2 separate regions of the Homo sapiens genome follow, and region 2 is linked to region 1. Evidence: chromatin loops called from intact Hi-C (ENCODE). Cell type or tissue: ascending aorta. All regions are shown on one strand. Links, peaks and the distances in the headings refer to the core of each region. The heading gives the core; the rest is flanking DNA.

What was found. Hi-C counts contacts between places; a loop is a spot of excess contacts. Peaks named below come from ENCODE experiments on the same cell type or tissue, not always from the same donor. Only the 100,000 strongest peaks of a DNase experiment are listed, where the experiment ranks them.
Region 2: a loop joins it to region 1, with 2.9 times the contacts of the local background. A loop is called at or near these places in 2 of 110 quality-filtered maps.

What each region holds. Positions count from the first base shown.
Region 1 is chr10:51,722,170-51,739,177 of GRCh38, forward strand. All of the region lies in intron 3 of PRKG1 (protein kinase cGMP-dependent 1), which reads left to right. Among named protein-coding and RNA genes, the nearest start is that of CSTF2T, 31 kb to the left of the region's middle. In ascending aorta, for the core only: no CTCF peak of the experiment used is centred there; no DNase peak of the experiment used is centred there; H3K27ac peaks cover 4,095 bases.
Region 2 is chr10:51,773,899-51,790,906 of GRCh38, forward strand. The region is part of intron 3 of PRKG1 (protein kinase cGMP-dependent 1); the gene reads left to right. Among named protein-coding and RNA genes, the nearest start is that of CSTF2T, 83 kb to the left of the region's middle. In ascending aorta, for the core only: no CTCF peak of the experiment used is centred there; no DNase peak of the experiment used is centred there; H3K27ac peaks cover 2,022 bases.

The sequences.
Region 1 (17,008 bases), core at 5,616-13,615:
AGTGAGCCGAGATCGTGCCACTGCACTCCAGCCTGGGCAACAGAGCAAGACTCTATCTCAAAAAAAAAAAAACAACAACATAGTTTTCAATTATGGCTGTTTGCCATCACAATTTTCTTCTGAAAATCTTTCATGTGATTTGTATTGTTATAATTTAAACTGTGGACAATTTACCTTCTATTTGCATGACAACATACCTGGTGCCTTACTTAGTATGGAGAACATAAAACACCATTCCTGTCCACAAGGAACTTCCTGAATGATTATATTTATTTATCATATATATATTTATTTGTTTTATATTATGTTGATACTTATTAAGTATCTACTGTTTTATAAGTGTCTTTACATGGAAAATTTATTCATCTTTTGCAATAACCTTATGATCTAAACAGAGCTGTGCCTATTTTATGTATTACACCAACATTCAGAGAGGCAAAATATTTCACCTCTATGGCAAAGAAAGCATTTAAACCTAGTTTATCTCTGGCTCTAAGGCATCTATTCTTACTGGAAAACCATAGTTTGTTTTCATGGAACAAGTAGAGCAGTAAGAAAGCATACAAATACATATATTTATATTTAGAATTCTATCTACATTTTTCAATGTTGATAGTCAAGGATTATAAAAGCATTTATAGATACAAGAGAGAGTTATCTCACTGCTAAAGGACTGATTAAATGTTAAATCTCAGTCTCGCAGAAAAGTTCATAATCCATGTAAAATAAACAGGTAGAATTCTTCTGCCTACTTGATCTCTCTCCAAGTGGAAGGATTTACCCAAATGAACGTGTTCTCTGTGGCTCATCCAGCCCTTTGTTTAGAAGTTTTCTTTCATGAAAGTATGATAACATCAGGTTTTGGCTCTTTTATCTTCTTTTGTTATTGAGAAAATTATGTTAACCTGTTTAAACTGAATTTGATGTTTTTGTCATAAGTGGTCACCATACCACTTTCTGTCTGAAAGGTAGATATGTCAAGGTATTATAATAATCCTGATTAATTGAGTTTATTGCAGCACTGTTCACAATAAGAAAGACTTGGAATCAACCCAAATGCCCATGAATGATAGACTGGATAAAGAAAATGTGGCACATATACACCATGGAATACTATGCAGCCATAAAAAGGACGAGTTCATGTCTTTTGCAGGGACATGGATGAAGCTGGAAACCATCATTCTCAGCAAACTAATACACGAATAGAAAACCAAACACCACATGTTCTCACTCATAAGTGGGAATTGAACAACAAGAGCACATGAACACAGGGAAGAGAACATCACACAACAGGGCCTGTCAGTGGGTAGGAGGCTAGGGGAGGGATAGCATTAGGAGAAATGCCTAATATAGATGAAAGGTTGATGGGTGCAGCAAACCACCATGGCATGTGTATATCTATGTAACCTGCATGTTCTGCACATGTATCCCAGAACTTAAAGCATGACAAAAAAAAAGAAAAAGTTATCTGATGGTGCCAGTCAATCCCAAGACAAAATCCCAAACACCAACATTCTGAATGCTGCAACCTTGAAAGATCAAAATATTTAACATAAAAAATCCTGAAAATCACACTCCAGAAGATTAAAACCTCAAATGTTGAAATCCTAAAAGATGAATTTTGGAGAAGAAATTAATGTATTTTCTGTTGTTTGCAGAATAGTTGCATCATATTAGTTGGATCATGTTAGGTGAAACTATTATCTTGTTATTGTCTTTATTTGGAAACTAAGTATGGTTTAAGGAGTTTCGTATGGGTTTCAACTGATAAGGGGTGGACTTGTGGACTTAATTTTAGGTGCCAACTTAACTGGATAAAAGAATACCTGTAAACCCAGTAAAGCATTATTACGGGTGTGTCGATGTGGAGATTAGTGTGTGTGTCTGAGTGGACTAGGTGGGGAAGATCTGCCCTCATATTTCCAGTATTTCAAAGATCATAGAGGGGGTAAAAAAGCAGGTGAAAAATACAAGAAATCTCCCCTGCCAAATTATTCAGTTGTGTACACTATCAGTCTCTTTACACACAGGACCATGCTTGCTTTCCAAAAACACCTTTTGTCATAGGATAAAAATAATTCAACAGGCTCAGTGACCTTCTGCACTAAATATATTTGCTGATATGGAAGTTTCTCCCGTGATTATAATGTACATAGATGGTGAACTATTCTTGGTTAGGGATTTGACTTTGGAAGAAGATAGATTTCCTATATTTACCACTAAATTTATCATAGACAAACTAGTGCATGCTTCATTTTGGCCAATGGATGGCACTTTCAAAACCGTCCCTACTGTTTTTCTTATCAACTCTGCCTAATTCATGCCCTTATTGGATCTGAAAATTCTAGAACTTATTTACTTCTTTTAAATTTTTGAATAATGATGATTATTATTCTTTAAATTGAGATGGGGTCTCACTATATTGCTCAAGTTAGTCTTGAAATTCCTGGACTTAAGTGATCCTCTTGCTGTGGCCTCCAAAAGTGTTGGGATTATAGGCAAGAGCCACCGTGCCTGGCTTCATTCATGGGTTTTTGTTTCTCGAGACAAAGTCTCATTCTGTTGCCCAGGCTGGAGTGCGGTGGCACTATCACAACTCACCGCAGCCTCAACTTCCTGGGCTCTCAATCCGTCCTCCTGCCTCAGCCTGAGTAGCTGGAACTACAGGTGAGTGCTACCATGCCTGGCTAATTTTTGTACTTTTTTTTTTTTTTTTTTTTTGTAAAAATAGGGTTTTGCTATATTGCCCAGGCTGGTCTTGAACTCCTGGACTGAAGTAATCCTCCTGCCTTGGCCTCCCAAACTGTTGGGATTGCAGGCGTGAGCCACTGCACCTGGCCTCATTTATGTTTTAATGACTGGAAAAAATCAAGCACTTTATAAACATTTATTTGAAGATTTGGTGGACTTGCAGAAGAAAATGAATTACAATTGAATCCCCAAACCATAATGACAGATTTGGAATTAGGTACAATCAAGGCTTCTAAAAGTGAATTTCAAGGTGTTACCAATAGTTTGTTTTCTCCATTCAGCCCAATGCATATGGCAAAAAATTCAGATGTGTGGATTGCCACATGATATGGCAACAACGAAAACTTCAGTTTAAAAATGTTTCAGGTGTCTGCACTGGCCATTTCCTTCCAGCTGATGGAATTTTAGGAGATTTGAATGAATTAAAGCTGCATTTGTCTGAAGAAGCCAGTGAAGTTACTGACTAGTTTGTAAATAATTATGTGCATGGTAGGGTAAAAAGACACTTAGGCAACTTTTTTTTTTTTTCCTTTGGTCAATCACTAGTATTGTTTCCACCAAATTTGTGGCCTGTATATGAGTCCATGCTTAATGGATTTCTGCATACCCAAAACAAAATAGAAGCATGGCACAGAAGATGGGAAGATTCGATAGAGCATGCTTATGTTGGTGGATATGGAATCATAGAAGAATTTCTTTTTTCTTTTCTTTTTTTTTTTTGTGGGGGTCGGGGACAGGGTTTCATTCCTGTAGCCCAGGCTAGAGTACAGTGGCATGCTCTCGGCTCACTACAACCTCCACCTCCTGGGCTCAAGCGATCCTCCTGCCTCAACCTACAGAGTAGCTGGGACTACAGGCACATGCCACCATGCCTGGCTAATTTTTGTATTTGTATTTTTTCAGTGATGGGGTTTCATCATGTTGGCTAGGCTGGTCTTGAACTCCTGACTTCAAGTGATCCACCTGCCTTGACCTCCCAGAGTGCTGGGATTACAGGCATGAGCCACCGTGCCTGGCCAAAGAATTTCAAAAAGAGCAGCACCACTAGAACATGAATGTAAACATATTCTCCTAGGTGAGCAATGCCCTAAAAGAAAATAAACAAACAGCTATTCATCACAATGCAAAACTTCAAAATATAGTTGATCATGAAAGTTGACTAGCTCTTATACACTACCTCTGTGTAATTTCCCATAATGTAATACTGTTTGTCAAATTTTCTTTTTTGGTGTTTTGAGGTCTTTTTTTAAAGTTTGTTTTTCCCCTCACTATTTTAAATCATCAGCATTATCCTTTTACACATCACTATGCTATGTATTTTAGTTTTGCATCCTTTCTAATACTGGAGGCATACATTTTGTAAAGACTTTTAGAGAGTTCTAATTCATTTTATGCATTTTTGGCAAATTTGACTTTGCAAAAGAGTGTTATCACAATGTTGACTTTGTGTAAGCATTGTGCATGTATGTAAAACCATTGAAACTTCCTCAATAAATGAAGAGATGTCCTCTTGTGCATCTGCATTTGTGAAAGATAAAATTTCTTAAACTCTCAGCTATTTGGGTGGCTGCATATGCAGTAGTGACCATCATGGTTTTTGATAAATTTTGTCAGATGACTCAGGTTGTCTGTCACGATATTTCAGATGATCACAGTTATAAAGCCGGGTGCACACAATTGCCACTGTGATATGTGTGTATACATTGCACTTTTTACCAATTTCCTTATGAATATAGTCTGTTCATAGTTGTTGTACCCATGTAACCATGGTTAACGTAACTGGGTATATATACTTGCAAATATATTTGTTATTAATGCCTATTGAATGAATGCCTATGAAGTAGTCTGACATATTTTGTTTGTTTGTTTGTTCTGAGATGGAGTCTCGCTCTGTCGCCCAGGCTGGAGTGCAGTGGCACGATCTCCTCTCACTGCAAGCTCCGCCTCCCAGGTTCACGCCATTCTCCTGCCTCAGCCTCCCAAGTAGCTGGGACTACAGGCACCCGCTACCACACCCAGCTCATTTTTTTTTGTATTTTTATTAGAGACAGGGTTTCACCATATTAGCCAAGCTGGTCTCGATTTCCTGACCTCATGATCCGCCTGCCTCGGCCTCCCAAAGTGCTGGGATTACAGGTATGAGCCACCGCACCTGGCCTAGTCTGACATATTTTTATGGACTTCTCAAATAAATTCCTCTTTAAAAATGTAAACGAATGTCTTTTAAAGAATTTTTTAAGCTAGGCATGATGACACACACCTGTGGTCCCAGCTATTTGGGGGGCTGAGACGGGAGGATACCTGGAGTCCAGGAGTTTCAGACCAGCCTGGGCAACACAGTAAGACCCCATTGCAAAAAAAAAAAATATATATATATATATTTTTTTTACTTTTCTCAGAGTTATATTTTTGGAATTTTGATGTCTTGGGACTTCAGCATTCAGGATTATGGTGCTCAGGATTGTGTCTATTGGAATTACGGTTCAAACCATCTTCTGATAAGTAGAAAGGGGTCAATGTGTCACTCTTAGCAGACTGCTATCGAGTGAAACCAAGATTCTATTGAAATTAATGTTTTGCTTTTGCCAGCTGCATAGAAATTTCTCCGAGTTAAACCTGGGATTCCGTTGACATTAATGTTTTGCTTTGGCCATTAGCACAGAAATTTCTACTATTTAAATGAAGCCCTAATATTCCCAGATGAACAGAGAGGCAGTACCTTAAGTCTGTACCCTATATCTTAACTCATATCTCCGGAGAGTAGTTCAATAGGCTGGTAGCTGACTATAAGATTTATGTAGTCTAGCAGAGGAATTGGATGAGGGGTAAATGACTGTTTAAACCTATATTATTGCCTTTTGAAATTAAGAGTTCCAAGGGAGTTATTATATTTTAATATATTGAAGTCTAAAAGAGTATTCATTAATATGTATGCATTGATACAGTGGCCCAATTTGAAACTTAATTCAAATGAAGACCGTGTGCCCCAAGAGATAAATACTTCTGTCCAAATTGCTGTAACAAAAATGAAAAGCAGAAATGAGAGTTGTCTTCCCTGCAATTTGGAAGTCTTGCTTTAATGAATAGTTGACTTTTTTCCTATTTCAAAAATAGTACCTCCTTCAGAGTTTAAAATTTAAACCACACAGAAGAAAAAAAAGGTCATGCGCACAGAAGATTTTCTATATATAATATAGCACACTTCACCTGGGAAACTTGATGTATAAGCTATAGATTGCTATTCATAGATCATTCAGAAATATATTAAATTTGAGATTTTTTTTTACCCCCAGACAAGAGAAAGTGCAAAGTAATTGATTCTGTTTCTGTTTGCAACTGTACTAAGATATTGCCTATAATGCCCCCAAATTACTTTAAAAATAAACTTCAAAAAGAAATGAATTAGGAAATGTTATAAATCTATGGAAAATGCTTCACATTTTGTCTTGAATAAACAGAAGTTTCTTTGAAATTAGCATCTTTAAAAATGTGCTCTTTACAACAAACAATAGCAAAATTCCATTTTTTCTTTGTTTTTTTTTTTTTTTTTTTTTTTTTTTAATCAGAAGCAAAACCACAAAATCCTCACTCTCAAGGAATGCACAGGCTATTGCAGAAGCCAGGAAGAAATCTATATTATTACAGAGTACTTATCTCAGAAGGGTTGTTATAAATATTAAATGAGAGTTATTTTATGGAATACATCTGAACTAGTGCCTGGCACATAAAAAGTGTTATATAAGTATCAGCTATTGTAATTACAGAGTGACAAATAAAAGGTCGGAGTGCTATGGTTATGGAATAGAATGATGAGAAAGGAAACTTCCAGGAGCTTAGGTGTACTTTAAGTGCAGGTATCAAATATTGATGCTTCATTATGGCAAGGGGGCTAACAAGTTGCCAGTGTGTCACAAGTCAACATGCAGGCAAAGATGGAAACATTTTCCAGATCTAAAATGTAGTTAAATATGTTGTACTTTGGAATCGTATATGAACTTTATTCCCCTTTCAGAATTACAAATCTCTTAGAAAGCCATTTTATTTCTTTCTGAAACTAAGTTATGATCATCTACTATTTAGCACAGAAATAAAAGGGAGGGATAAAATCTACCAACCCAGCAAAGACACATCTTGCTTTGCATATCTTGAGGAAGGCCATCAGCAAAATGGAAAGATGACTCTCTGTTGATTACTCTATGTTGAGAACCTTAAGATTCAGATGGTATAGGATTCCAGCTAGGCAGTTGTGAACTGTCCATTTGTCTTATGCAAGAAAGTCTCTTCAGCTTTCTGAACTTTTCTGTATTTCACATACTCATTCTAGTTCATGCTCATGTTCAAAGCTTGGCTAGAATAGCATGAAAAAGTTTCCAAAGTAAACTCAGCATAACTCAAACATTTTTCTAGGGTTTATTATCTCTAGTGGAAAGGTGAAAAGATAGCTTGCCTTTTATTTTTAAACACTTTACCTGAGTGATAAAATAACCCAAAAGCCACTGTCAAGAATGAGAAAAATTGACTGGGCACGGTGGCTCACACCTATAATCCCAGCACTTTGGGAGGCCAAGGCGGGCTCAGGAGTTCGAGACCAGCCTGACCAACATGGTGAAACCCTGTCTCTACTAAAAATACAAAAATTAGCTGGGCATAGTGGCGGGCACCTGTAATCCCAGCTGCTCAGGAGGCTGAGGCAGGAGAATTGCTTGAACCCAGGAGGCGGAGTTTGCAGTGAGCCGAGGTCATGCAACTGCACTCCAGCCTGGGCAACAGAGTGAGACTCCATCTCAAAAAAAAAAAAAAAAAAAAAAAAAAAAGGATGAGAAAAATTGAGAAGCCATAGGCCGTGGTAATTCAAACTACATCATCAGCTACTGAAAAAGTAGAATGAGTGATGTTTTCAAATGCACTTATACCCCTTTTAAAAAATTATTAGACTTTATTTTGTAGAGCAGTTTTAGATTCACAGCAAAATTAGCAGATGATCCAGAGATTTTTCATGTACTCCCTGCTCCCATACCACATAGCTTCCCCTGTTATCAACCTCCCACACCACGGTGGTACGTTCGTTACAACTGTGAACCTATATTGACCCGTCATTACCCAAAGTCCATAGTTTACATTAGGGTTCACTTGTGGTGTTATGCATTATATGGGTTTGGACAACTAGAGTCTCTTTTTAAAAAGAACTCCCTTGTGGTGAAAATGAAATCTGAGTCTGAGAATAGAAGTGTTTTCAGTTGTAGTAAAATTGGAGCTGATGCTCCAGAGGCTGTTGCAAGGATGTGCCCTCAGGCGAGGGCACAGACCTCTCAACCTAGAGCACTAATAGTTAAAGTTTGGTAGCCTCAAGCCTTTGCATTGCTTTGTACTGGCTTAATGGCTTTTACTGTTTAATATGTTACAAAGACTCTGGTCTTCAAAAGTAATGAAGTGCAAACATGAATGACAATTGAAAATGTAGTTTGACTGATGACTGAGAAGAAAGGGACTAGAAATAACGCATTTTAGACTTTGACCTTGCAGAGAGTTCTTTACTCATGTGAAGTGGGATGGGTGAAAAACATAGCTTTTTTTCTTTCTTTTCCCCCCTGGCTTGCTTCCAGAATTCATATGTAAGCGTACTTTGTAGAAACTGTGTATGTATTGCAATAAATTAAACTAGTGGCTTTCAAGTTTTTTGGCCATATCCCACAATAATTTTTTATGTTGCAATCTATCAAATACACACACGTATCTGACAAAAAATTATTAGTATTAGTTAAATTCTGGTCACAATCTATGTAACCCCAGTTTGGACGAAGATAAAGTGAGTTAAACCTTCCTGCAGCACTGCCTGGGAGGCAACATTTTTAAAGAGGGAAAATTAAACCTGTTTATTCAAATTTAAAAGAATAACAGATATATGATCAGGAGGAGGAGACTATTAATGTATTTCAACTTACAAAAACCTTCTGGCCGGGCGCAGTGGCTCATGCCTGTAATCCCAGCACTTTGGGAGGCCGAGGCGGGTGGATCACCTGAGGTCAGGAGTTCGAGACTAGCCTGGCCAACATGATGAAACCCTGTCTCTACTAAAAATATAAAAATTAGCCGAGTGTGGTGGTGGGTGCCTGTAATCCCAGCTACTCGGGAGGCTGAGGCAGGAGAATTGCTTGAACCCAGGAGACAGAGGTTGCAGTGAGCCGACATGATGCCACTGCACTCCAGGGTGAGGCTCAGTCTCAAAGAAAAACAACAAACAAACAAACAAACAAACAAAAAACCCACTTCTGATAAGGTCTTATATTGAGAACTAATATCAATTCAGTTAACTGGTTTTTGGAAGAAATGTTCCCAAAGTAATAACATTAGCAGAAATGGGGGATTTCAAGTTTGGGAATAAAGTTTTTATTGAAAGTGTTTAAAAAATGATCTGGATTAGATGGTAGCCCGTTAATTCTTAAATTTAAAAAAAATGGAAACAAAGTGGTGTCTGTATTTTTAATATTCCCCCACCCTTGGTATTTCTGCTGCAATTTGTCTTCATAGGCCATTTTTAGAAATGTTTTCACAAACTAGAACAGTATTAGTAGGCCTGAAGAAAGAAGCCCAGACTTGAGAAAATTTAGCCGTTAAAATATTCGGGACTTCCAGTATTTAGTTTTCTAGAGACAAACCATCAAGAAGAGAAAATAATTAATATACAAGGATAGATCTGAATAAGAATAGGTCAAGTTAAAGTGTTTTTTGTGTATGTAACCTGTATGCCTATGTGCATCAGAAAATTGAATATATAATTTTGTCTCTCAAAGGAGAAGTTTAGATTTGGAGAGAGAGATTTGGAAGCTATGTTAGTTTGTTAGGACTGCCATAACAAAATATCACAGACCGCGTGGTTTACAAAACAGAAATTTATTTTCTCAAAGTTCTGGAGGCTAGAAGTTTAATGTCAAGGTGTTTAAAGTAGGATTGGTTTCTTCTGAGGCCTCCCTCCTTGGCTTGCAGATGGCTGCCCTTCTTGCTGTGTCCTTACATGGTCTTTCCTCTGGGTGCATGGCCCCCTGGGGTCTTTCTCTGTGTCCAAATTCCCTCCCTCTCCCCCTCCGCCCCCGTCCCTCCCTCCCTTCCTTCCTTCTTTCCTTCCTTCCTTCCTTCCCTCCTTCCCTTTTGTTTTTGTTGAAACAGAGTCTCACTCTGATGCCCAGGCTGGAGTGCAGTGACACAATCTTGGCTCTTTGCAACCTCCGCCTTCTGGGCTCAAGTGATCTGCCTGCCTCAGCCTCCCAGAGTGCTGGGTCTACGGGCATGAGCCAACACACCTGGCCCAAATTTCCTTTTCTTATAAAGACATCAATCAAGTTGGATTAGGGTCTACTCCTATGGTTTCATTTTAATTCAATGACCTCTTCACAGGCCCTGTCTCCACATACAGTCACAGTGTGAGGTATGGGGGCGAACACAATTTAGGTCATAACAGGTTCCATCAGAACATGAAAGGATAGTAAATAAACATATATTAAGCATTGAATCCTTAGAAGCACTTACATCTAACGATTAATAAAGGGGTGGAAATCCACGACAAAAACAGAAACATGGTCAGAGAGGTATACAGAGAGCAAGAACGGTGAGATTCAAGAAAGTGAAATTCTTTTTTGATATGGAATGCATGATCAAGTTCCTTCCTAATAATATCTAATAATAGTAGTGAAGAAAAAATTATTTTTGTTTGGAAACTAGAAATTATTAAGGATCTTAACGAAATCAGATTCTGTTGAGTGGTGCTGAAAGTTAGATTTTGCTGAGTTGATAGCTAAATTGAAGGCAAAAAGAATAAACACAACCAATTTACCAAGCCACGAAAATAATAGATTTTGAAACTTGTAAGATCTCACCTTAATAAAAATTATAAGCTAGGCTATCTTACTAGATGGGAGATGTCTTATTCATTTTGGGCTGCTGAAATAAATTAATATAACTGGATGACTTAAATAACATACATTTATTTCTCCTAGTTCTGGAGGCTTCGATTCTGAGATTAGGGTGCCAGTATGGTCCAGTTCTGGTGAGGATCTCTTTCTGGTTTGCAGACAGCCACCCTTTGGCTGTGTCCTCAAATGGTAGAGGAGAGAGAGAGAGAGAGACAAAAAATAAAAATAAAAAATAAACAACAACAACAAAAAAAACACACCTCTTTCTCTTGTCTCTTCTTATAAAAACACTAATCCCATCATAAGGCACTACTAGCCTCATGACCTAATTACTTCTCAAAGGCCCCATCTCCAAATTCCATCACACTGGGATTTAGGGATTCAATATATGAACTTTAGGGGGAAACACACATAGCAGAAGTGACTTTCAGAAGCCTAACACCTGAGTCATCATATACTGAAAACTCAAGACAAATTCTGGAATGCAGAAGAAAAACCCTAGATGGCTGTAAGATTTTTAGGAACTTGTGTGGGGGTGGTTGATACAGTTTTCCACAGGATTCTTCTTGATGTTATTAATACTATTAGTTGCACCAACTAATAGGAACGTCTTGAACCAACTAATAGTAACATCAATAATAAATCTGAACCAATGATCTGAAATTTATTATCTTACACTTTGCTTTTTTTCTCTATATAAGATGGAGTTGAAAAGCAAGTAAGTGATCACTTGATCTCCCTCAAGTATCTTTAAGAGTTAGAGTCTAAATATCAGAAAGTACTTTTTGTTGAGGATGATTTGATAAAAAGAATTCCAATAACAGGCTTAAGTGAAGTTTTGGTCTTATAGGAATAGAGCACTGTAAGCAAATCAATACTGAGCTCGGCCATAAGTGGATATGATTGCTGGTGTAATGGGTGAGCTGCCAACAGTCATGATGCTAGCACTTTTGATCCTGCAATTGTCGCAATGAATATTTTGAGTACCTTGGGACCCTCAGTAGTTATATATTATTTTTCTTCTCTGTGTTCTCAAGTTTGAACTTCTGGTGTTAATTAGAACTCTGCATACCTGAAGTTAAAAAATATAAAATTTTAGATTATTATTAGGAAAAAACTCCATATACTCCAGCTATTAAATAGTGTTATTATTCTGTATTTAATTCTTGGCATTCTAATAAACAAAATGTTTCTATAACAGGTTCTTGTGATCACCTTTTTAAAAAAAGTATTTTAGCTTTTTTAAAAAAAAATTATTATTTTTTTTGCTCCTGGCATCTTAAACCAAACCTAAAAATTACCAATATTTTCCTTCAGTGAATAACATTATATGACTGATAAATTGTCAACATTCATTCAATTTCATGTCCTGCCCTTATAAATATTGGGGATGATCAAGGTATGCATTTTAAAAATGTTAAAATATGCTGGGTGATAATGGCTTGCATCTATTTGAAGAACTATTTAAAATAAGGTTAGAAGTGAAAACATACTACTAGAGCAAAACTTACCTCATTGTACACTGAAATTATCTACAGATCTTCCTCTTTTAAACTGTGAATTAAATATGAGAGATATTGTTATTTTATTTTATTTTATTTTTATTTCAGTGACTATATAATACCTGGCCCAAGAGCACACAATAAATATTTGTTGAATAAGGAACTGAATTTAGAAGTCACAATGAGATCAGTGTAACGCTGCCCCAAATGTAGGCCTTGAGAAGGAATGTCCAATACGGAGTAAATGGATACTAAAAAGTTTGGTTCCTTCTTAGTTGAGGGATCGTGAAAATAAAATAAATATTTCTAAAGAACCCTCCAATTTTTCACTAAGGGATGGTAGGTCAAGATAAACACAGACTGAAATAATCCAAGAGGTATGGAAACACTGGCTTCTTCCAAAACAGAATAAATCTGCAGCAGCTGTCACAGTTTTTCTACTCCACTGAAAAGTTCAATAGTAATTTAAAAGGAGGAAAGAATTCAGTCTTATCTGAAAATGGGCTATTGTTCTATTTGTATTGTTAGTAAGCAGCAGCCATGGAAACATATAGGCTCATTTAAAAGAATAAGGTCCCATCTATAGTGTGTTATATGCTCAGGGGTTAAGTGAAGGATTCTGCAGGAAAGTACCGGTCATTCTCATTTGTGGGAGGATTTCTGGAGATATTCAATAAAAATCCCGGGCTCTGAAGAAGCAGAGTGAGATAGGGAATTAGGTAGGAATTATAAAGACAAAACAGGAGAGCACACACCTACCATCCCATCCTTGTGCCCTAGAAGACATCTGTTAGGGGATGGAAATGGAAACCACGCAAAAACAAATTGCTCACTTCCAGACAGATTAGCTATCTTTATGTATTGTTTGCTACATGTGTTTCTTTTATGAAGAATACTTTCTAGGGTCAATGTGGAGAAGTGAAAATTCCTTGCGCAGAGTTCAGTTTCTAAGTCCTTGGTTTAGAACTGAAATCAGGAATTGTCATTTGAGCTTGATGTATGTTTTATTTATGGGTAATGCATTAGGATTTATTAACAAGGAGTAAATGGTAATTTTCTATGCCAATTAGTTTTGCCTTTTGTGGGAAGAAATGGATTTTCCTCATCTTAATGTGTGAAACTCTACAGTATCCTGTTTTTCATGGTTCCCAGAAGGGAATGAGGACATTTGGATACCAATAATTGAGGAATCATGCCTTAAAGAAACACAAGAAATATACAGGCATTCCTCAGTATTTGTGGGGGGATTATTCCAAGACTGTCCTTGGATACCAAATCCACTCAAGTCCCTGATATAAAATGGCATAAATTTGCCCATAACTTATGCCAACCCTTCTGTATACTTTAAATTATCTCGAGTAGTTATAATACCTAATACAAAATGTAAATAGTTGTTATACTGCATTATTTAGGAATAATGACAAGGGAAAGTCTATATGTGTTTGGTACAGAGGCAATTTTTTTTTCAAATGTTTTCTATCCCTGGTTGTGTAACCCATGGATATGGGGCAGGGGGCCTGACTGCATATATATATATATATATATATATATGTATATTTATTTATTTATTTATTTATTTTTCCCTCCAACTTTAAGTTGTCTTTTTTTTTTTTTTTTTTTTTTGGAGTGCACGACTCACTGCAGCCTCGACCTTCTGGGCTCCCACAATGCTCCCACCTCAGCCTCCTGAGTAACTAGGACCACAGGTGTGTGCCACTATGCCCAGCTAATTTTTGTATTTTTGTAGCTATGGGGTTTTGCCATGTTGGCCAGGCAGGTCTCCAACTCCTGGGCTCGAACGATCCACCTGCCTTGGCTTCCTGAAGTGCTGAGATTACTGCCGTGAGTCACCATGACTGGGAGTTATTTCTTGATTTTGTTTCAAAAGTTCTCAAGTGGTGGACATAGTGTCATCTGGCATTGGCTACTTTAAAAAAATTATTTATTATCATTATTATTTTTAAGTAATAGAGATGCTGTCTCAATATGATGCCCAGACTGGTCTCGAACTCCTGGGCTCAAACAATCCTCCCACTTCAGCCTCCCGAAGTGTTGGGATCACAGGCGTGAGCCACTGTGCCCAGTTGGATACTTTTATTAAACACATTCATCCCTCAATACTTTATTATGAAACATTTCAAACATATAGCAAAGTTGAGAGAAGTTTAGAGTGAATACTCATATACACACAATTTAGATTTTACCACTGACATTTTACTATACTTTCTTTATCACATAGTTATCCATCACCCTATTCATCCATAAATCCATCTTACTTTTTTTTTTTTTTTTTTAAGAGACAGGGTCTCCCCTCTGTTGTCCAGGCTGGAGTGCAGTGGCGCCTTCATAGCTCACTGTAATCTTGAACTCCTGGTTTCAAGCGGTCCTCCTGGATTCAAGCGGTCCTCCTGTCTCAGCCTTCTGAGTAGCTAGGACTACAGGTGCGCCACTACTACACCTGGCTAATTTTAACTTTTTTTTTTTTTTGTAGAGAAGGAGTCTCATTATGTTGCTCAGGCTGGTCTTGAATTCCTGGCCTCAAGCAGTCCTCTCACCTTGGCTTTCCAAAGTACTGGGATTACAGATGTGAGCCACACCACCTGGCCCATAAATCCATCTTACTTTTGATACATTTCAAAGTAAATTGCAGCTATCAGTTCACCATCCTTCAATACTTCAGCTTACATATTATTAACTAGATTATTAACAACTTTTAAAGATTATTTACAAACAGGTATATTTGAAGTTTATTATCAAGTACACTTTCAGCCTAAAAACCACCACAAATTTGACCACTGTGTACCTAAAGGAACTACTATTTGAATAAAGAAGTCTGGGAGCCTTCTGGCTACCTTGAGAAATCAGTTATGGTCTTTTCATCTTCCCCCACTCCCACATTCTTCCCCTGCCAATTGTTTTTCCATATAGCTACTGCTTCACATGCCCACTAGACACTGATGTAGCTCAAACGCTTTCTTACCGTTCATGGTATGATTCTAAAGAGCGTGTCTCTGCTTCTTCTTGTTCTTTCAACCCATCCTTCTTGAAAATGCCTATTATCTACTCAAAACAGATTGGAGAGAGTTAAAGCACTGATTTTGTTGTTGCCTGGTTTATTGCTTTCAATCTAATTGAGAGACGTTAAATGGCAGGGAGTCACATTGTTGTATTTCCCATTACATAAAGGGGTAGGTTTCACTGGTGTCGAAGGAATGACTGGATGTTGTCGGACAGGGACTCTCACTGCAGTTCATTGACTGTTGCTTGCCTGGTTTGTGCAAGTCATCTACAGAGCTATTAGAAAAGTTTCTGGTTCCTGCCCTGATCTCAAGAAATCTGGACTTCTGGTCTGGTAGGGAGCCTAGGACTCTATATTTTTATTTATTTATTTATTTATTTATTTATTTATTAATTATTATTATTATTATTATTATTATTATTATTATTTTCTGAGATGGAGTTTCACTCTTGTTGCCCAGGCTGGAGTGCAATGGCACCATCTCGGCTCACTGCAACCTTCATCTCCCAGGTTCAAGCGATTCTCCTGCCTCAGCCTCCTGAGTAGCTGGGATTACAGGCACATGCCACCACGCCTGGCTAATTTTTTTTTGTTTGTTTGTTTTTTGTTTTAGTAGAGACAGGGTTTTGCCATGTTGGCCAGGCTGGTCTCGAACTCCTGACGCCCACCTCCACCTCCCAAAGTGCTGGGATTACAGGCATGAGTCACTGCACCCGGCTGAATTCTGTATTTTTTAAAAGCTCCCAGGATTATTCTGATACACAGCAAATTTGGGGGAAATGAAAATAAGAGTATTGGTCAAACGTTGCCTGTTTCTTGCTGGTGATCTTCTCAAGTTATATATCCTCTTACAGTCCTCAGTGTCTTTAACTGTAAAGTGAAGAGGATGTACCAGATAGATATTACCTAGAGTTTTTTGTTTTCTAAATTTGTGCGCTCAGTTTAGTCCTTCAAAAGGGACGTTTGTAGGATCCATGTCTAGGAGAACAGAAGGAAAGATTGGAAATAGAAGAGCAAGTCACATCACCTGAGTTCAAATTCTATTTGTATGGCATGGTGCAAGTTATGTAATTGTAAGTTTCTTTTTCTCTAAGATGGGCATAGTAATAATTCTTCCTGCATGAAGCAGTTGCAAGAATGAAATGTGTGGCACAATATATGACAAATTCTAAACATTCAAAAAATGTTTTGCTAATTTGTTTTGTTTGCTGTTTTACATGGATGGAAGGGAATGGGAGGTAGATAGGTTATGAGAGGAGGAAAGACCTCCTATTAGTCTATATTCTGGTGAGAATGAGCTGACTGGGCTCTAATTTCACCTTGATCTTCACCACAATCTGTGTCCCTTGGCAAATCATAGCATCTCTGGGACTCCATTTATTGGACTGAGAAATGAAACAGTTTAGATGAAATAAACTTCAATCCCCCCTTTTAAAGTTAAAATTCTATTCTAATGTGATTCTGATAATTTTTCATGGCACTCCCTGATAGTGAATGCTGTGAATTGTAAAACTGATAATATTTCCTCTCTTTGTTTTGTCTTCTAAGTTAGCTTCAAGTTGTATTTAGGACCAAAAATAAGCAACTATGAAAGACTTTAGCAGAGCTGGCTTCCTAGATGTGCATTCTATGTAGGCACATAGGGCTCTACATTTAGAAGGGCCATGTTACTTGTTTAATGCTCCTAGTTTAATATTGCTGTCCTGAAATACTTATTTTTTAACAAGGAACCTTGCATTTTCATTTTGCTCTGTGCTCTGCACATTATAAAGTCAGTCCTGGATCTTAGTATATATTTTTCTATTTTAGCCTCATCGTAATTGCCATGC
Region 2 (17,008 bases), core at 5,284-13,283, 51 kb after region 1:
TCACCCTCAAACTCATATGTAAACCCAGTTAAAGAATTTCTATATTAGTAAGTGGAATATGGGAGAAAAACAACAAAGTACAGTCAAGTAGAAGGGGAGCCAATATTTGTTCAGCTGTTAATATGTGCAAGACACTTTACTTACATTATTGTCTCAGTTGCTCTTTCTAAAAACCTTGTTGGAGAGGTGGAGTCTCTGTTTGGCTACTTTCTGGCCCTGTGATTTTGGGTAAGAAAATTAAGCACCCATTTACTACCTAGAGAGCTTAATTTACTTACCCAAGCTACCAGGGCCAGTAAGTAGCCAATTTGTGATTTAAACTCAGGCTTCTTTAGCTCTATAACACATGTTTTTACACTTTGTGTATCACTTTGCCTAATGAGATACATTGCATTTTGCTTTTTTCTTCTTGGAGTATCAATTAGAAATAAACATATAAAAATTAAATGGGGGAAATTTCTATTTTTTCCCCTTATACTATATTCTCATCAAACATTGTAATATAAGCTTTTGTGAGCAATTAAATTCTTAGCCTATCCTTACGGTTCTTTCCTTATTTAAATTCAAAGGCCAAAACATATATTCAATTTAAAATTCTCAGTGAATTTAAACCAAAGTCTCAGAAGTGTAATGGGTTTTTTTAAGAGTACAGTATGCTTACTCTTCACACAATAATATTTTTTAATTGTTATTGCAAGTAGGAGGTGTTTATCATATGAAAGAATATCAATTAAATCAGTGGTAATAGCTCAATCCTTGAATTTAAAAATATTATTCATTCTTATTTTAAGCAGTTACTTTAAAAAAATTGCAATTGGCACAAAACTAAGTTCTGGAAACTGTGTCCCAAGGATTGTTTAAAGAAGTACTTTCATGAAGAAAGAGGTCAGTTTAAAGTAATACATAAGACAGAGATGAGATGCATTTTTCATTATATACCTAAAAGCTCATAAATTAATGTGCAAATGGAAGTATACAAGCCTGAGATAAACCTTTTAAGACATTTGTGTTTGGTTGGTTGATTTTAGGAATATTGTTAGTAACCAAGCTTTAAATTTATTTAACATTCTATTTTATCAGTCTTAAAATACTCATTTTAGTCTTTTTACCTTTTCTCCAGAGGATATGTTAGTATATATTTCTGTATATAATTTTTAAAAATTTGTTTCAAAAGAGTATGGTTTTAGCTAAATGACTGATTGGAACTCTATTACTTTTGTATTTTGAAAAGTTGCCTGTTTATAGAGCTACTTGCAGGGGAGGTTATTAAGCCCTGTGATTTATGACAATACAATTTCAACTTCATCTTTCAGGCAAAATCTATTCTGGTAGTGATGAATTTATCTTGTAGTAACTGGTTGTTTTAGTGCACAAATACTATAGCGGTCTAAAGTAGTTAATGGTCTTCAAAGATTGCTTTATTTTTTAAGAATACTTCAAGTCAGAAGAAGATGCTGGCTTACCTTCCTTTAGCTTACTTATATTAATATTTCAAATAGATGCTCCCCAAATAACTTTCTCCTACTTTGAAAGGGCTTATGACATGGACATTTTGAATTTAAAAATATGGTAGCTAATATGTTGTAAGACTTGCACAAATCTGAGTAGATGATTTTGTGAAGGGAAGCGCCTTCTCCTTTCATATTGTTGAGGAAGCCCAGTTCTTTAATTATTATTATTATTATTATTATTTGTTTATTTTTTGAGACAAAGCCTTGCTTTATTACCCAGGCTGGAGTGCAGTGGCATGATCTCGGCTCACTGTAACCACCACCTCCCAGGTTCAAGCGATTCTCCTGCCTCAGCCTCCTGAGTAGCTATGTTTACAAGCACCCACCACCACGGCCGGCTAATGTTTGAATTTAATAGAGACAGGGGTTTCACCATGTTGCCCAGGCTGGTGTTGAACTCCTGACCTTAAGAGATTTGCCAGCCTAGGCCTCCCAAAGTGCTAGGATTACAGGCGTGAGCCACTGCGCCAGCCTGATTTTTCAATTTTGATAATTTGCTGTCTTTCCTTCATGGTTACCCTTTATATTATTTTCTCACGTTCTGTTTCCATTGTTATTCCTTTCTTTATTTTAGTTCAAACCCCAACTACATCATTATGGTATGACCTTCAGCAAGTTAGTCAACCTTTCTCAGTCGGTTTCCCCACTGAAACAAAAAGAAAATATTAAGAGTACCTATTTCAGTGGGTTGTGAGCAAACAACCTGGTAATGCTGGGGAAAATGTTTATCTACCCAAAGACCCCTGATTAACATTCAAAAAATGATGTTATTTTCTAAGATATTTCTAAAAATAAAAGAAAATAGGTAAAACAGTTTAGTTGTCTATTATATTTGTTGGTGAGAACTATAGTGTATTTGTCTTCTAATTCCACTTAGTGGTTGTGACTGTCTAGAATTAGAGTAAATGCAAAATGCACACCTTTTTGTTAAGATGTCTGTACCAAAAAATCTAATAGATAGCTACAAATACAGGGATAGTTATTAGAATCAGAGGTTAGTGAGATAGTAATGGGACCTGACGACTATTTTTAATACATTTTAAGACCCAGTATAAATTAATGAATCTTTTATATTAAATGACAAAGCAAGTTAATGATCACCTCATCAATGAATAACTTTCTACTAAAATATAGGCCGGGCATGGTGGTTCATGCCTGTAAACCCAGTACTTTGCAAAGCCAAGGTGGGCAGATCACTTGAGGTTAGGTGTTCAAGACCGGCCTGGCCAACGTGGTGAAACCCCGTCACTACTATAAATACAAAAATTAGTCAGGTGTGGTGGGACACACCTGTTAATCCCAGTAACTCAGGAGGCTGAGGCACGAGAATTGCTTGAACCCAGAGGTGCAGGCTGCAGTGAGCTGAGGTGGCCCCACTATACTCCAGCCTGGGTGACAGAGCAAGACTCTGTCTCAAAAACAAAACAAAACAAAACAAACAAAATGCTTAAACTTTAGAAGACTATATGATGAGGCAAGAGCAAACATGGTCTTAGATGTTTGGAAATCCTATGCCACGGAAGACATTTGAAGTCTTATAGAAGCTCTCTGCTTGATAATTTAACAGAAAGATTGTAATCGTTTTAAAAACAAGTATTAGAGTGATAATCCAATGATTCTTGTGATTAGCTCATTTAATACTCCCAGAATAGCAAACAGAACATTATAGTTTACTTTTTAATTGGCTGATTTGTACAACTTTGCCATGGACTGATAAAATAGTAGTCTAATTTGTACTGTAGTAAGATAGTGATAAGTACCTGTTTGGTGTCTACTATTTGACAGACACTATTAGGTGATTTACAGAAATAATCTTTCATCTTCACAATAATGCCAGGTATGCATTATTATGTCTATTACAAAGAAGAAGCATTTGACATTCAGATTGGTTATAAAAAGTAACACATCTAGAAAGTACTGGAAATACCCTTCACCCTCCCTCCCGAGAAAGCTTCTTCTCATTCCCACAAAATAGGATGCACATCTTTTGGGTTCACATAGCATTCTGTGCATCTATCATTAGTCTATTCTGTTTATTTTGAATAGACTTTATTTTTTAGGGTAGTTCTATTAATTGTTTCACAGCAAAGGAATGTGCAGAGATTTCCTGTATACTCCCTTCCCCCACACATGCATAGCCTCCCTCACTATCAAAATCCTGCCCCACTGTCGTACATTTGTTATAATTGACATACCTACATTGACACATCATTATTGCCAAGAGTCCATAGTTTACACTAGGGTTCACTCTTGGTGTTGTACATTCTATGGGTGTGGATAAATGTAAAACATGTGTTCACAATTATAGCACCATACAGAATAGTTTTGCTGGCCTAAAAATTCTCTGAGCCCTGTCTTTTCATCACTCCCAACCTCAACCCTTGATTTTTTTACTGTCTCTATAGTTTTGCCTTTTCCAGAATGTCGTATACTGTAGTTGGAATTGTATAGTACATAGCCTTTTCAGATTAGCTTCCTTCTTTTTGAAATTTGCATTTAAGCTTCTTTTATGTCTTTTCATGGCATGATAGCTCATTTATTTTTAGTGCAGAGTAATATTCCATTGTTTGGTTGTACCATAGTTTACATATCCATTGCCTCCTGAAAGACATTTTGATTGCTTCTGATGACTGTTCTATCTTAATTCTGATTACTTGTGCCTTTTTCAACAGTACATTGTTTCTTCACAGTGTAAGCTTTACGATTAAATAACTTGACATTTCCAGTTCCTGTCGTGGTAGCCTCCCCATGGTTCTGCCTCAACAGATATATAATCTGGAATGTGCCACATTTTGCCAGACTGTGAGGATATAGGAGTTAACACCAGGCATGAAAGCCTACATTTTGGTGATGTTTCTCCCATTAGGTCTTTATAGGGGTTCTGAGAACGTAGAAATGTTCTCAGGTCGTTGTGATCTCCTGCTCAATACTGACTAATTGGCAAATTATTTGAAGATGCCGCCTGCTGTTGCTACCAGTGCTACTGACCAGCAGCAGAAAGCTGTGTTCCTACTTTGGGTGCTGCCCTTGGGTGCTTCTAAGGCAGCAGAATGCAGGGGGATGCAGGATGCTGTTTAATGCCTTACTTTATTTTGCTCAGGTTAATTTAGCTTTCCATTTGGTAGAAGAAAAATTAATTTTTAAAAGAAGAGAACATAATTTTAAAGAGTGAATTATTCTTAGTTTTAAATTCCACAAAAAATGTGTGGTGAGTGATATAAGACTGGATTTCCATTTTCTGAACCTTCTGTGGCTGGAGACAGAAACAAACATAATAATTTATAAATTTCCAGAAATAATCTTGTAGCTGTAAGAGTAGATATGATATTTACCTGTGGGAAAGTTTTTCCTTCTTCTGAGAGATGTCAGGACAAGCAGGATATCTGTTCCTTGTTCTTGGGATAGTGATGACTTTAATGAAGTAATCCGGATGTCAGTACTTCAGAGAGAAATCCCTACATATTTTGATTAATAAAGCCAAAAGCTGTTCTACTAGAAATAAGCTGGTAATCTTTATATAGTTTTTGTGTTTTTTGAAAAGAATATGAAAAGATGGTTGGTTTTTCTTTTGCACTGGAAAAGAGGTATTCGGGTTTTCTCAGAATGAAGATGGAGAAACAGAAGGAACAGAACTTTAAGAAAAGGTTGGGATTGTTAGGTATCCATGTTTTAACCAGATAGTCCAGTATTTGCCCTATATTTCCATAAAAGAACCACCCATTAAGTGGTATGTTTCTGAATACCGTTTTTCATTCATTAGGCATGTACAATGTACTCTTGATCCTGTTAGGTACTTGGTTACAAGAATTCCTTATATGGTTTGGTATTTTATTTGAAACTTTATGACAACCCTACTTGGAGAATAGATCTTCTGTCTTTCCTGTCCTTTGTCTTAGGCAGCAATACACGAATTTTTCCTTGTGGGTCCCCTGTCTACCAAGCAAATCAGCTCATGCTTATACGCCTCTGGGAGATACCAAAGACAGCCAAATCCAAATCCCAATGTAAAGTCTCCTGGACAACCCACTACTATTAAGTGTGAATGATTGAGTCAGCATATGAACCCAAGTATATCTGACTCTAAAGATTATTATTTTTTTCATAAAACAGTATGTTTCCTTTAATTTGAAAATTTGCTATTGAGCCAAAAATCATATGATAAAATTAACTACACCACACAACCTACTGAGTCCTTGAAAGGCCTTCTCCCCTGAATGAACAGAAATGGCTGAAGAGAAGACCCTAACTCCTGGACCACCTAGCCCATTTAGCTCTGATGGCACCTGGCTAATGACTTCTCAGCTGTCTCCTGCAGAGCTTATGGCTGTTTGCAGTTGTGACCTGGCTCTGCATTCTGAATGTTTTTAAGGAGCGACTGGTGACATTTTTTTCTTTTTTAAATTGGGGTTTACTGTGGTTTGCCTACCATAGTCATTTCCTGGTTATTGATTTTGATGTTTTGCTACTTCATTTTATGTTGCTCAATGTCCATGAGCTGAATTGCCTGGGGAAAAACTACTTTGGCTTTTAAAATAGTTTTCCATCCAAGATTCTGATTGGCAGAAAAGGTTGAGGGCTAAAGTGAGCCTGGTTTTGATGTCTCCTCTGTTTGATGACCTAGTTGATTTAGCCTGAATCTCCCATTTTGAGTTTGGCATAATCTGTTCTTTTAGTTACAAAGGAGTAGAAAAACTTACCGCGTAATCTGATTCTATAAAATAGGTAGACTTTTTCTGGTAACATAGTCTGCTGTTAGGGGTGGGTTTTAAATAAGCAGTAGTTTGTACCCTGTCTTACCTTTGGGTTGAGTAGTGTTTGAACTGAGCATCATAGTGGGAGATGAACTTTAAGTGTAGAATTTTCCTCCTTTCCCTACATACTTTCTTCATAAGGCACAGTGATTTTTACTGGGTTTTATACTAGAATGAAAAGAACCTTCAACAAACTGGAATACAATTTGGATGCTGAACAATAAATAAATAAATAAATTTTGGAAGACTCTGGGTAAATCACATATTTTTCTGTCTTCAGTATTTTATCAAAAAGACTTAAAAACATTCTAAAGAACTTTAAAATGCATATTTAAAATACATGCTCATGTACATGATCAAGCAAACATTATGCAGCCAATAGTCTTAAGCTACCACATAACTTGTAATTCTTATTTATAAAATCGTAAGTAACTTTTAATCATTTCTGGACCCTATAATTGAGTCTGTCTCTGTGTTACCAGTTCCTCAAATTAATCCATGATTGACTTGGTTTGTTAGACTTGTTTTTACTTAGCTAAATAATTTGATGCTGGATATTGTACTTGACCACAGATTGTATGATACAGTAGCTGATGATTGGGGAATTTTCTTCCAATAAAACTGCGAAGGTCATTAAGTTTGTTCCTGGTTATTTATTTGCAGGAAATGTTGCATTCCATTTGTAAACCAAGAAGATGGCCTATTTTTTCTTATTCATGTGAAACAGGTGTCATCACATAAAATTTTGACATAGAATAAGAGCAAACGTTAAGCCTTTGAAAGAAATGTTTATCATCCTTGGAACTGCAGAACTTAAAATTCTGGAATTTTTTGAAGTCATTTTATATATCCTAAAGACAATGGAAATGGCGTATTGGGAAAGAAATGTCTCGTTGGATGGGGTGGTGTTTAAGATATTCATAATGATTACTGTGTTCTATCTAGAGAATAATTGTTGCTAAAACAAATTTTAAAATCTCCACTTTTTGATATAATTTTCTTTTATTTTTCCCCAGGGCCAAATGCCCTTTCTGCTTTACAAATATTAAAACAAAAACAAAAGCAAAAACAAAAAACAGACATCTGGATCATTTCAATCATCAAATGTCTTTGGGTCTGCATGTGTATTTATACTCATGATCCCAAATATGAATAGTATAGGCGTAAACAAGCCATTGGTTACAAAGCTTTCGTGTTATGTTGTCATTTTAAGAAAGGCTGTTTCCCCAAAGGCAAGAGGGAAATTATAGCAAGTGCAGTTTTAGGCCTCTACAGTTATCCCAGATTACCTTTTTATAAAATGTTGACAGCCTCACAAAAACAGTCTCACTGTGCCGACATTTGGAAGCAGACAAGCATTGCAAAGTGTACCATCATAACAGCAATGGTTTGGGTCTCTGAAAAATCTTTTTATACTGTTCACAGAAAATTGTTTTTACCCCTTTATAGATATTCAGCCAAAGCTTTATATTCCCCTTTAGAAAACAAGAGCTAGTACAAGCACTCTTAAGTAGTCACAGCTGGAATTAGCACTACTTCTGTCCACTGGAGAGGGGCAGGAAAAGTAGGCTGTAGCAAGTATGTTTCTATGTCTGTAATAACTATTGTCCTTGAGAAATCCAGAGGGAGTTAGAAGTCCCTGTAATTCCCTTTTACAAACAAATCAAGTAAATAGTTATATGTGAACATTCACCATCAGTTATGTCTGCAATATTGGGCAAAGTACTTATTAATTTTTTCTTTCTCCTCATCATCACGTTCCCCCTCACTTCAGCCCCCAACACCCATTGTATTTAGTTCAGTATTGCCTTAGATGTTAAAAAAAAAAGTATCGAAATCTGAAGGGGCAAGGTTGTTCTATATGCAAGTCTTAAGTATTGTAAAAAATGCAATAGCAATAGAGAGATGAAGAATTCTATTAAATCAAGTATTAATATTTAATCTTATACAGACACTTTTCTCTCATCCTAAACAAGGACTGCTTAACTTTAAGCACTTTTAAAGAATATATAAAAAGCAAATACAGATGGTCCTCAACTTACAAGGGTTCAACTTATGATTTTTTGACTTTACAATGGGTTTATCAGGGCGTTAAATGCGTTTTTGACTTACAATATTTTCAACTTACCATGGGTTATCAGGTTGTAGCCTCGTGAGCCAAGGAGATCTGTACACAATTATTATAGCTTGAATGCAAGCACATCAGACCCCTTTCTTTGTGTATACAGGTAATGTTTATTTAATACTTACCTGTGCCAAGCACTGTATCTTCATATCATACGAGGCAGGTACTTCTACTAGTCTAATATTACAGATGAAACTGAAGCACAGAGAGGTTAAGTAACTTGCCCCAAATCACACAGCTAGTAAGTGACAGAGCTTGGACGTTGATATGGTTTGACTCTGTGTCCCAACTCAAATCTCATCTTGAATTGTGCTCCCATAATTCCCATGTGTTGTGGGAGGGACCTGGTGGGAGATAACTGAATCTGGGGGTGGTTTCCCTCATACTGTTCTCATGGTAGTGAATAAGTCTCACAGGATCTTATGGTTTTATCAGGGGTTTCCACTTTTGCATATTCCCCATTCTGTCTTTGCCTGCTGCCATCCATGTAAGACGGGACTAGCTCCTCCTTGCCTTCTGCCATGATTGTGGGCCTTCCCCAGCCATATGGAACTGTAAGTCCAATTAAACCATTTTCTTTTGTAAATTGCCCAGTCTTGGGTATGTCTTTATCAGTAGCGTGAAAATGGACTAATACAGACCTGTATTCAGGTAGCCTAACTCTTGAGTCCTGTCTTTTGACGCCTGTGCCGTATTGCTTCTCACTGTACAGTAGTAAGATTGCCAGGTGATTCATATGTACATTTAAGTTTGTGATACACTTATCGAAAACTCTTAGTATTAAAAAAAGTCTCTTTTAGAAAAAAACAAAATAAAACTATTCTACCCCAATTAATTAAATTGCCTCCTGATTTTCCTTCAGGTTTTGAATATGTTGGAAAAAGAGTAAATAAGACATTCTCTTTGCTCTTGCTCCTCATGGTCCAGTTATAAGCTTTGGCATGAAATTATATAAGCTTATTCATTTTCCTTAGACCAATGGCTCTTTTTAAAAATATTTATTTATTTTTTGAGATGGAGTCTCACTCTGTCCCTGAGGCTGGAGTTCAGTGGCATGATCTCAGGTCACTGCAACTTCCACCTTCTGGATTTAAGCAATTCTCCTACCTCAGCCTCATGAGTAGCTGGGATTACAAGCGTCCCCCACCACGCTCAGCAAATTTTTGTGTTTTTAGTAGAGGTGGGGTTTCATCACCATGTTGGCCAGGCTGGTCTCAAACTCCTAATTTCAAGTAGTCCACCTGCCTCGGCCTCCCAAACTGTTGGGATTAAAAGTGTGAGCCACTGCACGCAGCCAGACCAATGGTTCTTAAATGTGAATCCTGGACAAGCAGCATTCATCAACACCACCTGGGAATTTAAGTGTGTACGTGTTTAAGCCCCAGCCAAGACCTACTAGGGGGCTGGGGCCCAGTAATCTGTGTTGTAAGAACCCTCCAGGGGATTTTGATTACCTCTCAAGTTTGAGAACCGCTGCCTAAGTTTTGAAACAGCACAATATTTGAATATTATTAATTATACTTCACCATAGAGCCTTCAATAAAAACATTGTTTTGCAACTGAGACAGTTTATAAATGTATAGGAAAGTGTGTGATGTGAACTTGTTTCATTGAAAACAAGCCACAGTCCTAAAAATAGGAACGTAGCAGCTTCTTGCAAAAGTGGCTAATTCTTTGGAAAGGGTTGGCTCTGGGGTTTGCCCTCTTGCCATCTTGGTTAACTCTTTCTCCATCCCTTTTGACATTTCATTATATTTGGTTGCTGCTTTTAACACTCCCCTTGTGAAAGGCCTTCCTTTGCTTGGTTGACTGATATGTTCTTTCCCTGCTCTGGCTGAGTTTGCCCTTTGACAGGCCCCTGACTTCCCCATCTCCACAGCAATCATTTCCTCAGCGGCCCTGCAGAGTCTCTTAGTTGTGTTCTAATAAAGATTAAATACATGCTGTGCATGCAGGATTGGGCCCTTCAGCTCTTCTTTATGCCATTGTGTCTAGCGTGGAGATGAGTAGCCTTCCTGAAAATTGCCCATGGAATGCCTTTTTCCTCATGGTATTTCAATGCAGTACACATATGTAGCTGTCCCACTGGATTTTAAGCATCAGCTCGTGTGTGTTCTGGTGTTCTTAAACCAGAAGCATACGTTGGTCATCTCTTTCAAAGTTAAAAAGCAAAACAAAACAACAACTTCTACCTGCCAGAAAGGATGAATAGTTTTACCCTGGGACATTTCTAAGGAAACCAGAATAGTTTTTTACTTGTTTAAGAAAAAAATCAGTTCCAGTGTGTTTTATATTTGGTGTAAATCCTGAAATGATTGTCACTTTGCTAGTTATTGGAGCAACCCAATTGAACTGTGACTGTATCTACTTCTGATAAGCTACCCTTAGTCTACATGCTTTATTCAGGCATTCACCTACAATATGATTACAGTATTGAACTTCCTTCCCTGGAAATAAGAAACAGTTCCCTAAATCTAAATATGACTCTATGGTTTCATTAGTGTCAATAAATTTAGCTTGAAAAATAATCATAGCTTTTGGAATAAAAAATTACATTCATTTTTGTTTTTGCCTCTCATCTTTCCTTTTTAATATTAAAAGGCCAAGTGTATTATTAATGGAAAAAGGCTAATTTGTGACAGGTGAGCAATTAGTGTAAAGACTATGACTAATTAAAATAAATTTTCTTCTCATTTTTTTTAGAATCCAAGTTGCTTACTAGGGTTGTTATTCTTTCTTCCTTCTTTAGGCCATAAAATTGCAATTTGATTGTTATTATATTAAGATATTTGGGAACATAACAAGTCCTCGTTAGAAATAGCTTCTTGATTTCTTCTTCTTTTTTTTTTTTTTAATAAATATCCTAAAAAGACTAAGTTTGTTCTCCTGCCTCTACCCATTCTCAAGTTTGAGAATTGGTCAGTGGGAACCAGTGCATGAAATGTGAAGGGAAGATCAGGAGTGATTTTGAGTATAACCTCTAGTGTTTCCAGGTTTCCATGTTTGTCTTTTGCATAAACCTCTGTCCACTGTTACTGTGGCATAACCCTGACCATGGACGTTTTTCTTGTTCTTTGTTACTGTTTCCTGGTTGGAATAACAAGAAAAGAAAAACAAAATGTATGGAAAACACTGATCAGGGAAGCTGAAGAGCTGGTAAAAAGAAAAACAGAATGACAAAATTGGAATCCTAAAACATATTCCTGGCTTTCTACTTGAACGCAACTTGTAACAACTTAATGTCTATCTATTATATTATTGATTGACGTTGAAGATTTTACATTCCTTTTTCACAATACTAAGTGGAGACAAGATACCAGTAACATTAAGAATCAAGGCAGATTTTGTTGATTATCTGCCAACTCTGCATAGTAGAGTCTACAGTGAACTAAGGTGTACTTCAGCTGATGGCTCCTGTCAACATGATGCCATGCTCAATACATGTCTGTATTTGAATAAACATGATGGTCTCACGCCATGTTTAAATACATAAAACCAAATTGATAAGGACATAGTATGATTAAGAAAGCACTCATTACTACTTTTGTCGGTGACTGGGAGATATCTCATTCAGCCAATATAGATAAATAGATCAATAGTTACTTAAGATCATAACTTGTATTGTCTATACAACATAATAACGCATCTGTAGCTAGTAATGACATAGGAGTTATAGAACCTGAGCTGTACTGTCTCCACCTTTCAGAGTTTGCTGCATCTTTGAAGCAGGTGGCATTAGTTATGCCCAAGAAAATAGATCTGAAATTCCTGTAAATCTGTAGCTAACATTATTTCCAGAATGTATAGAGTCAATTGTTAGAGATGTGAAGTATCAGAATGGAATAAACAGTATCAATGAAGTCAGAGAAGGTGGAAAGTTTGTTGATAACTTATTAATTTTTGGCTAAGATCTACTAAATTGCTGACTAGGTGATAGAACATTTGGCAGTAGAGCAATCTAGGCTGGTGGATCTGTTATTTCTCGGCTGAGTGGTGAGACGCCTTGGATATGTTTTAGGAGTGTGTGGCCTTGAGCTCGATAAAGAGTATCTTGATTTTGGGGATGGGACTCAATAAAAGGAAATAAGGAAATAGGATTTTTTATTTCTAGAGTTATAAAGTAAGGTTTTGCTAGCTTTGTTTGCATCAGGAATTTGACCAGCCTTCTTTTCTTCACTTGTGTAGCTCCTCCTCTTCCAGGCCTAACTGTAAGCACTTTTTCCATGGGGAACTCTTCCCTCACCACTAGGGCTAGGTTTGATGTTCCTGTGGGAGGCTCCCCACACACTCTGAATACGTCAGTTGAGCCTGGCACTCACCACACTATATTGATATTGCTTTCTTTATTGATCTCTCTTCTACTAAACCATTGCAAACTTTTAGAAGAGGAAATATATGTGTCTTGCTCACTGTCATAGCTATATTACTTGGCATTTAATATTTCCTAAATATGTATTGTGGAACAAATATTTCATTACTTTCAAGCTTTACTTGTGACTTAGTATTTTCCTTCTTGTATCAACACTTACTAATGTTTCTACTTAGTGTCTTGAGATCCTTACCACTTAGTCATAACTTTCAAGAAATTCAGTCAGACTGCTTTAAGATTTCTAGAAATATGTCCATCCTTAAGTAATTTGCCTTTAAAATAATTTACTGTGTATAAGGTTATGCATTCCAGGTTTACGATTTAGAAAATATAAATATTAAATCAGTAAAATATTGATCTGAACATTTTTGGTCATTGTGGTTAAAATTATGTGATATGAATTGGGAATGTCCTTGAAGGACTTACAGAAGATGAGCTCTATAGCTGAACCTTTGGTTGGATAATCTTCATAAAATAAGTTAATCCCTCTAAGCCTTTTGTCTACTGATAAAATTGAATTGTAACCTGTTTTTATCTAAGTATTGTTTCAAAAAGTTAAAGCCTTTTAAGTAAAGCCCTATGAAAATTGTCAAATTTTGTTCAAATGGCTTCAAGCTTTCAGAGTTTATTATCCTTTCTGTATTATGCATATATAAATAAGAGCCCTGTGCTTATGTCAGAATTAGCAATATGTAAGGTATTGAGGACCCCTTCATGGGCTTGAGACAGAGACCAGATTCAATCTAGTCTAAGCAACAATGTAACTTAATCAATCATACTTAAAGGAGGACCAGGGATGGGCAGGGACTGGGCACTGGAATTACATTACCCAGCATGGTAGTTCCCCAAGGAAGAGATGCTGCTGGCAGAACAACAACACATCCATGGAAGCCTCAGTAGTGGCCAGGCTTAAGAGTTTAGAAGTAACTCTGCTGTGTATATTTATACCTATCTTCACCTCCATTTAGTAAGTATACATTCTCAAATGGTGCGAGCAAATATTTGACTATCCCTGGTCTGCCATTCCCTGCTGAAGGAGTTGGCGCAATTATGTTAACCAAGGGCAGAGTTTATTAAAGTCAGAATTTGGGAAGTTCTTATCAAAACAATTATTAAATATTATCTTTTGCTCTTATTTTAAAAAACAAAAGTTCACAAACTACTTATTACAATCAACCTTCAGAATAACTCAGTTTTGAGGCTTATTACCTATGAGGTGAGGCAGGCATGAGGAGATGACACAAAGAGAAACATACTTAGTTACAACTGGAATTTGATGGAAGGACTGGAGGAGAAAGGTGAATAATGTGTCAACCGACCTTTGGGTTTATGTAGTTGAGCAAGTCATTAGGGAGACTCGATAACACTCTGAGTATCATTGTGTTGTACACTCACAATTGGTGCTATTGTGTGGAGAGAATGCTCAATGCATGAAAAAGGAGTATGTTTAGTGTGTTTAAACAGAATCTTTCTAGAAGTCATTCAGATTTTTTTCCTATGGAAGATACCAGTGATCCTTTTGTAAAATACAGATTCCACTGTGTCTTTCACCTGTGTAAATAAGGATGATCAGTTTTCATATTGCATAATCATACAATCAACCTCTGCATTCGTGTCAATTACAGCTTATTTTTCTAATCATTGTTGAATGATCAATTTTCTTTGCAACACTATGTGTCTTCCAGACTAGAAAAATCACAAGAAGGAAAATGGCATTCTCATAATGTGCCAAAGCAGACAATTTTGAAAATGTAAAACAGCTGAGCTCACTTGACATTTCTTGATGTCATCTGCCAGCAGAGAAGGCTGTTAGAGAGCTCCTTTTCCTGGTGATTTTTTTCCCAGAATTCTGCCAAACTTAGAGAATGACATATAATTTACTAAAGAGAAAATGGGCCAAAATGGGACATTTCTATTTCAAAGTCTACTAGCGCCTAGAAAATAAACGCCAAATAGTATTCCATCTGTTTCTTTTAAGCAGCCTTGTCATATACTTTCTTAACGGGACCTAGATAGAAACATTGTTTTCATATTTAGTGAGAACTTGAAAGGGTTCACAAATTATGGCTGTGGAGTCTAGCCTTAAGGTGGCAGCGAACTGAGGTGATGTAGAGGTATATGACAAAAATGGAAACTTCTAAAGCATGTCAACAGTGAGCTCTGCAGGAGAGTTACAGCAGGGGGCTAATAGACATATAATCTTGATGCTTCATTTTCCCTTCAAGAAATGAGATTAATTAAGGATATGTCAAATATATGGCTTCTGGCATATGTACACTGTTTGCAGAAAGAGAAGCATTCTAAGAACTGACTAGGAAAAGGAAAATCCCTCCTTTGGGAGAATACATTTTAATAATGTTTCTGAGTTAAAGTCACATCGTTTAACTTGTAAGGAATGGTTATTAGCATGACTTTTTAAAGATGTTTGCTTGAATTTCAGCAAATATGTAAGCATATGTTGTCAGCATCTTGGTGTAGTATTTAGGGATACAGCCTATCCAACTGACAAAAGGACTTACAGATGTAATACTCATTTTCCTAATGAGGTTCAAGCCAAAATCTGTTGTTATGCACAGATGTGCAATGACATTTACCAAACATGTGCAGATATTTTTGAAGTAGGCACACTGTTAAAAATGGCCCACCTGCAGGAAATTGTGTCATCATGAGAGGGTTGCCACAAACTCTATCTCAGTAGCTTGCCAGAGGCTGAAGCTTTTGACCGAATCTCAAAATGTGAGGTGTTTGGAGCTTCACTGATGTGAGATGGACCCTCCTACATGTTGAAGAGCCTATTGCAAATGGATCTCATTAGTCAATGGCCACTCAGCCTCTGATTCCTTTTCTAAAAAATCACAGATCATCTGTTTAATATTATTGATTCTAGAATGTTTCTGGGTTTTGACATCAATTGAATTATATGAGGCCTGTTTATGATGGAATTAAGGGCTACCCTAAAATGAAGAGTTAGGAGACATTTATGCCTAAGAGCACCAGACAGGAATATGTATGAGTTATTCATTCAGCAAACATTTATAGCCTTTATTATGTGCCAGGAACAGAAAAGACAAAGATGAACAAGATGATACATTTCTTGCCTTCAAATAATTCTGTGCTTCTGTATGCCAGTTTTCTTGTCTTTGCCACCTTATTAACACAATATCAGTCATTCTCTCTTTTTTTTTTAGATGGAGTCTTGCTTTGTTGCCCAGGCTGGAGTGTAGTGGCACCACCTCGAGTCACTGCAACCTCTGCCTCCTGGGTTCAAGCAATTCTTCTGCCTCAGCCTCCCAAGTAGATGGGATTACAGGCACCCACTGCCACGCTCAGCTAATTTTTCTATTTTTAGTAGAGATGGGAGTTTCACCGTGTTGGCCAGGCTGATGTCGAACTCCTGACCCCAAGTAATCTGCCTGCCTTGGCCTGCCAAAGTGATGGGATTACAGGCGTCAGCCACCACACCCAGCCTCAGTCATTCTTTAATTTTCCCTCTTAACTTTGCAGCCTGTCTAAATCTGGATGCAATTTACCAGAATGCTTCTTTTATTCCTCAGAGCTAGTGAGCCAGTTGCATGACTACTCTAAACTTTTGTTCTTTCTTTTTTGACTCTCTTAGAATTCATTGTCACTACCCAATATGTTAGTGCTAATTTGTTCTCTGTTTCCTATGTACTTATAAGATGGTAATACCATTAAAAGACATAAATGAATGGATTATATTTTAGGTGTCAGGTGCCATGCTGAGTATCCACCATGAGTTATTTCACTCATATCTGAGAATAGTTTCATGAGGCATGCATTATGATATCTGTTTCCTAAAAGAGAATAATGGAAGCTTAAATTAATTGCCCAAAGCCACATACTCCTGTATGGTGAAGTCAAAATGCTTAAACAGGACAAACTCCAAATTATTGACTTTTAGTGTCCTTTATTTCTTTTGAATCCCCTAGAGTCTTTAAATTTGTTCATAGAGCATTGATCTTATGAGACACCATTTCCTTTATTAAAGTCAACACGTGGTATCACCTTTTTTCTAGACATCTGATCTTTTGATGTAGAGTCTGTCTCTAAACCATCAGTGTTTTAGTATAATGCCTCATAGTTACTTCAAAATAACTATCATGAATATACTCAATCATATAGCTGTATGCCTCACTCCTCTCTGCATTGATCCTTTTGCTTCTGTAAAATGTTATGGTTCAATTGCTCCTTTGAGATGATCCAATTCAATTTACCATCCAATTCAGTAATC